2 separate regions of the Mus musculus genome follow, and region 1 is linked to region 2. The links are chromatin contacts, found by POLR2A ChIA-PET in ENCODE. All regions are on one chromosome and are shown on one strand. The core of a region is the stretch at or near the end of the contact, and the rest is flanking DNA. Distances in the headings are between cores, read along the strand shown.

The links. ChIA-PET counts read pairs that join two places held with the same protein, here RNA polymerase II (POLR2A).
Region 1: POLR2A ChIA-PET joins it to region 2 with 15 read pairs in embryonic stem cell. The contact joins the promoter of Rnf185 here to the promoter of Smtn in region 2. POLR2A ChIA-PET finds 5 or more read pairs at or near these places in 2 of 5 experiments (Patski and embryonic stem cell).

Annotation. Positions count from the first base shown.
Region 1 is chr11:3,451,646-3,454,631 of GRCm38, forward strand. It overlaps Rnf185 (ring finger protein 185), which reads right to left and starts at 1,311. Exons shown (of 7, transcript NM_001290472.1): 1 at 564-1,311. 8430429K09Rik (RIKEN cDNA 8430429K09 gene) reads left to right here and starts at 792. Exons shown (of 4, transcript NR_028317.1): 1 at 792-1,095.
Region 2 is chr11:3,537,978-3,541,267 of GRCm38, forward strand. It overlaps Smtn (smoothelin), which reads right to left and starts at 1,315. Exons shown (of 20, transcript NM_001284427.1): 1 at 1,135-1,315. It overlaps Gm11946 (a long non-coding RNA gene), which reads left to right. Exons shown (of 6, transcript XR_001780145.2): 3 at 1-1,738; 4 at 2,463-2,664; 5 at 2,794-3,209.

The DNA of each region.
Region 1 (2,986 bases), core at 61-2,560, 86 kb before region 2:
AGAGGAGAACGTTCAAAATAAGGTTTCCTAGGATCCAGACCCAGATTCGAAACAAGCTGTGGGAAAAGCCCAGGGCTGGAGAGCCGGCATCCCGGAGGGTTTCGGAGCAGGTGCTGTGGAGGCCCACGCTTTTGAGACAGCTGTGCCCGGTTGTACAGCTGTGGGAACTAGGTTCAGGGAGGTCAAAGACTTGGCCTCGAACGCACAGTGAGCTGCAGGCAGCGAACTCAAGTCCAGGTCTCCTACGCTTCACCCCAAATCTGTTCACCGCATTCCTCATCTTTCCACTCCACCAAATCGCCACCCACGAGAGAGGCGGTCCCGCCCCCGAGGCTACGGGAGTCAGGACGAGCCCCGTCTGGAAGGGGAGCTTGTGCGCACCCTTCTTTCCCTTTTCTGGGGCCTTAGTTTGCCCAATCTGTACCCACGGATGCCAGTCTGACCTTCCTTCTGGGACCTGGACAGAGCCAGACTGGATGACTCCTGGCCCTTGGCTTCAGATCCCTGAGCCTGGGAAGGGGGTCCCATGCCTCCCGGGCCCGCCGTCCCAGCTCGTCACCTACCTGCCGCCGCGGTAGAGCGAGCGCCAGCGACGCCAGCTGTCCGTTCCCCCGTCCCGGAGTAGCCGAGCCAGTCTTAGAGACGCGTCAGTCAGAAAGATTGAACCTCCGACCCCTCCTACCGGGAACTTGGTCACCTGACGCGGAGCCGCCTCTAGTAGAACAACTTCCGGTTCCAGCCGGAAAAGGCTGGTGTGCAGCGCTGCTCTCCGGCCCAGGCGCCCGGCTGGTAAGTTCCGCCCCGGGACAGGAAGGGGAGGGCGTCTGGTCTTTCCGTAGGGTTTCCTAGCGCTGGAAGAGGAGGGAAGGCAGCTCGGTGGATGGGCGAGCTCGCCTCGCCCGCGTGAAGACGTGGGAATAAATATGTGCGTACCCGCCAGCTAATCATAGCATTCATTCGGGTGATGGGTCAGAACTTCAATGTCGTTTTCGAAGCAGGCTTGGGATACATGGGACCGTGTCGCAAAAATAATGGGCGGATGAAAAAGCCAGTTCTAGAAATACCAGTTTGGAATGCCTTGTACAAGAAAGTAAGGTCAGTGGTTGTTCTGTTTTATAAAGAAGAAGAACAGGAGGAGGAGGCATGGGAAGTGGAGTAGGAAAGGGAGTAGAGAATGAGGAGAAGGGAGAGAGGCCGGCCAGGAACGCGTGAAGAGAGAGGGCGGAGGGGGAAGGGGGCAAAGAGTAAGGGAGAGGAGGGGGCGAACAGCCCCTTTTATAGTAAGCCGGGCATACCTCGCTGTTGCCAGGTAACTGTGGGGCGGAGCCTAGAAGGAATGCTAACAGTGGTGATGGATGAGAATGTGCAAAACGACCCAGGAGCTCTCTTGAAGACTCTACTAGCCAAATCTGTGAAATTTCAGTATCAAAATAATAAAGGTAATAAGAGTATAACTAATTGGAGCCCATGAGATGGTTCAGAGGTAAAGATGTTTGCTGCCAAGCCTGTCAACTCTAGTTCAGTCCCCAGAAACCCAGCGGTGGAAGGAAAGGAGTCTGGCAAGTTGTCATCAGACCTTCACATGTATACAGAGACACTTAATAAATACATGGTAATTTATTTTAAAACTAATTAGATGAACTTGTAACCAATGAGGGATTGTTTTTTTTTTACAGTAGCAAGTGCATTTATTATATTTAAAAATAACTAGAAAAATTGGTGTTTTAGCTTTCCATATATAAAAACATGTGAGTCCAGTGCAACAGTGCTCAGTGCAGGTGAGTGATTTTGCTGTGCAGCTCCTACAAAGCTGCATAGCTGTGCTGTTGCAGGGGTGGGGGGAGTGGGGGGTGGAGAGCCGGCACACCTCATTCTGTAGAACAAGAAGGGACTTCCGTCCTGCCTCGGACAAGCAGTAGCAGTAGCATTCCTGTGTGTAAGCTGAGGTAGGGCTGGCACACCGGCCTTGTATCCTGTACTGGATGGCTTTCAGCTTCTGCTTGCCAGTGTGAAAGCCCAAACGCCAGATGGCAGGTGAGCCTGCATCCTCTCCCCAGAGTCCTTGACCTTATCAATCTCTAGCTCCACCTGTGGGGGACCTGAGGGATCGGTCAGAATACTCCTCCTCCTTCTGTTCCTGGAAAAAGTAAGATTCTTTGGGGGGTTCTTAGTATCATTAATACAAGAATTTAGAAGAGACTCAAAGGAAGCTCAGGACAACTTTATTAGAGTTTGAAAAAAGCAATCAAGGCTAGTTGAAAACTCTAACAGCTGCCAGAAGATGGAGAAAAGGTCACACCTTTTAAACTAGGCATGGAATAAAATTAGACAACTTATCAAGAAATGGAAAAGGACAGGTGGTATTGGCGGTGCACACCTTTGATCCCAGCACTTGGGAGGCAGAGGCAGGCAGATCTTTGTGAGTTCCAGGACAGCCTGATCTTCAAAGCAAGTTCAGGACAGCCAGGGCTACACAGAGAAACCCAGCTCAAAAAAACAAAAACAAAAAACAGAGAGTAGGAGGAAGGGAGGGAGAGAGAGGGAGAGAAGAGAGGAAGGAAGGGAGGGAGGTGAAAACGGGCTGGAGAGATGGTTCAGCTGTGAAGACGGGGAACCAGAGGACCCAGGTTTGATTCCAAGGAACCACACACATAGTGATTCACAACCTTACCTAACTCCAGTTTCATGGGATCTGATACCCTTTTCTGGCCTCCCTGGGTGCTGCATGAACATGTGAGTATATATGCTTCTAGACAAAACATTCATACATATAAAAAAACAAAACTACCCAAGAATGGAAGTGGGCTAGTAAGCTGAGCAAAGTCCCTAAAAAGTATCCACCATACTGGTGCATGGTCTCTTACAGCCCTTTCTCTACAAACTGACTTCCTGTCCATGTTAATCTTGATGTATCTTTTGTTGTTGCTATTGTTGTTATCTCCTGTTACATTGGATCCCAGTACAGTTTACCAGGCTGAGTCAGGAC
Region 2 (3,290 bases), core at 65-2,564:
CCAGCCTTCAGTTTTGACTCCTTTCCTCCCTGATGTCAGCAGACCTGACCTTGGGGAGCCAGGTGTCCCTCTCTCCCTGTCCATTCACACACTCAGAATTCACTCACAGTTCACTTTCCAACTGGAAGGGCCTTGGGAAGCTGACCCACCCAACCTCTGGACTTCAGGCAAACTGAGAGGATGGGAGATGGTCAAAGATTCATCACAGGGGGTCAGAAAAACTCAGACTCAAAGGGCAGAAAGAACCTAACACAAATCTTGGTGACTTCTGCCTTCTGAAGTCCCCTTCCAAGATGCTGCCCAAGACTCCAGGCTGTTTGTTTCTTGTTCAACCACTGACCGTCAAAATGGATTCCTAAATCTGGTGCCAGTCTCTAGCCCAAATCACTCCTTCCTGGAGTCCCCAGTGTCTCTGGAATTTGTGGTTCCATGGTCTAGCACACCTGGATGTTTTGCTAATGTGGTGACTGAAATGGCCTCTGGACCCCCCACCTCCATTGATTCATCCCGAAATCATCCACTCCCTCTCTACAACAGTCACTTGGTGTGAGTCACCCCATCCGGTGAATGGGTCTGGGGGAGTCCCAGTGCGCACTAGTTGGAGTTGGAAGGCACTGCTAGAGTCTTTACCTCCTAGTCTAGATACTCTGTCTGGGGTAACTACCCCTCCCCAGTGCCCAATCTTAAGTATTGTGGACATGCTATGCTTCTTCATGTTGGGTAAGGGTGTTGTTAGTTCCAAACCTAGGTGATACTCGGGACTGTCTGCTCAGAAATTCCTGCCACTGCTTGCCACCATTCTCATGGCTTCATGCTACAGAGTTTTCAGTCCTGGGGATTGTTAAGGCCCTGCGAGAGATGGGTCAGGATCTGGGAAAGATTCCTCGAGGTATCAGCTCCCTATAGATTAGTGTCTCTGGGGATCGAGAAGCCTCTTCCAAGTCCATAGAGTCTCTTCAAGACTCTTTCCCCAGGGTCTCAGAACTTCAACCATGTGTCTTTGGAGTTCTCGTGATTTGGCTAGGGTTCCCGGACCTGGGAGTTTCAGAATCCCTGTCCAGACATCCAGGTTTCACACCCCCTTCCCCGGACTCATCCGGACTCCTAGAGTAGACCCGAGATCCTCATACCCACCTCTCAGTCCGGCCCGCCGTTCCGGCGCAGTTTCGTGTTAGTTTGGTCGGGACCCGGTAGATGCAGTAGAGACCGGCAGACCGACGGGAGGAGCCGCAGCCCAGGAGCCCAGGCCGGTTCAGCAACGTACCCTGGACTCTGCTGCAGACGCCTGTCCCGCGGCGCCAGCCAGATGGCTGGCTCCGCCCTGCCAAGCTGTCCCAGCCAATTCTCTGTTGAGACACGCCCCTGCTCTGGTCCCATTGGGAAAATTCAATTTTTTAGGACCCGCCCCCAAAAGACTCCAGCCCCTCACTGTACAGGCATGTTGGGTATTGTAGTTTTGGGGACTGCTGTTGCGAGGTCCTAGACATCCTCGGGTGGGCTTCACCAGGATACAGGCTCTAAGCCAAAGTCCGGAATGTGCCACAAACCGGGCAAATAAGTATCTTGGGATCCTGTAAGCCCTGAGCGGTCCTGACAGCCCCTCCCTGCCCTCCTTTTTGTTCTTGAGACCACATCCTTTCTCCGGACTCCACCCACTAGGCGCCTTAGTACACAGACTGCCCAGTCAACTCAACGCTCAAAGGGCGCTTTCGGGACACCTGGTCTGTGCCACCTCAGGGTAAGGAGACTGGGTGACCAGCAGCATTTTGACAATTATTGAGTCGCCCAGGACATCTGAGATGGAGCAGGATCAATCATATCGTACCTTCCTTGCTCATATATGTAGCATGCTCTCCCAAATTCTTTAAAGTCTGCCTCTGAGACCCCCGAAGTTCTAAATAGGGAGTATGAACCTCGCAACTCAACAAATGGGGGAAACTGAAGATCCCAAGGAGACAATACAAAGAGTCAACCAGGAGACCCAAGAGCTCAGACCCTGGAGGGAAAGCTTCCCTGTCATCCTGGAGGCTGTGGAGCCGCCCTACTGGTCTTGCCTAAGAAAAAAGTAGGGTGGAGCCTGGGCAGATAAAGTCTGGAGTCCAGCTTGATAAATAAAAACTGTAAATCAAATAAAAACCATAAAAGCACCAACGTATTTCTTGTGTGTGTGTGTGTGTGTGTTGTGTGTTGTGTATCAGATTATAATATCCATAACAACTTAATGAGATTTGACTGTTCCCTTATACAGATGAGACAAAAGCCTATGGGTAATGGAGTCGAGGTTCATCCCACCTAGCAGGGATTCTAATCTCTGCTAACACTATAATGTGGAACTGAGGTAGGGCTGAGCTGGCTCCTGTAGTCTCTCAGAGAGCTCCAACTCAGATTTCTCCAAGACCAACCTTTACACACCCAAAGAGAGGACCTGTGTCCATTTAAAGTCTTTTTGTTTCCTCCCACAGCCCCAAGAGGTGGTCCTCTCACCTTATATATTGGAAAATAAGACCTAGAGAAGGAAGCCCCTTGCGGGGGAGGCAGAAGAAATGCGCCAAACCGACGAAGACGCCGGCTGTGGAGGTTTCCTAGTCTTCCCTACCTGAGTGGGAAGCCGATTGCTCCAGTGAACCGCCTGCTCGCGCTGGCTGAGATCAATGAATGGCCGAGGTGGGTGCCTGTTTCCGGGATTGTCTATTTAGCGCTGTGCGCCCTCACCCTACCGCTTGTCAGGCCCTGGCCCGTCTCCAGACTGACCTACCTTGCCTTTTTTTTTTTTTTTTTTTTCCTTCTTGCCAGGGATGGTGCCATGTAAAAAGGTATCTGGTAGTGGTGGTGATGGTGATCTAGGCATCAAAGGGCGACCCCGTGCAAGTGGTGAGAACTTTATAATGTAGGCAGGGAAGAGAAAACGTCCCGTGAATGTACAGCAGGCACTGAAAGTCAGATTGCCAAGATAACAACTGTGCAAGACAGTCGGATTCTACAAGAAGGAAGTTGAAACCCAAGGTGGTAATGGCACTATTATCGCAGAATTTTGCCTAGAACCAGAGCACCTTTCCTCCCCTTGTTATTTCTAAGATGGAAGAAATCCTGGAGGGCTCCTCGGAGGTGGATGCTAAACATCATTGAAGATGAGTACAAAGAAAGTCATCAGATGGAAAGACATTTTTCAGAAGAGTAAAATCTGAGAGGCTTGTGGGTAAGAAAAGGAGGTGAGCAGAATGTGGGTAGAATAAGAAACAGGGGTGGTATTATCTGGGAACAGCCAGATGAGAAGGATGAATGAATTTGGG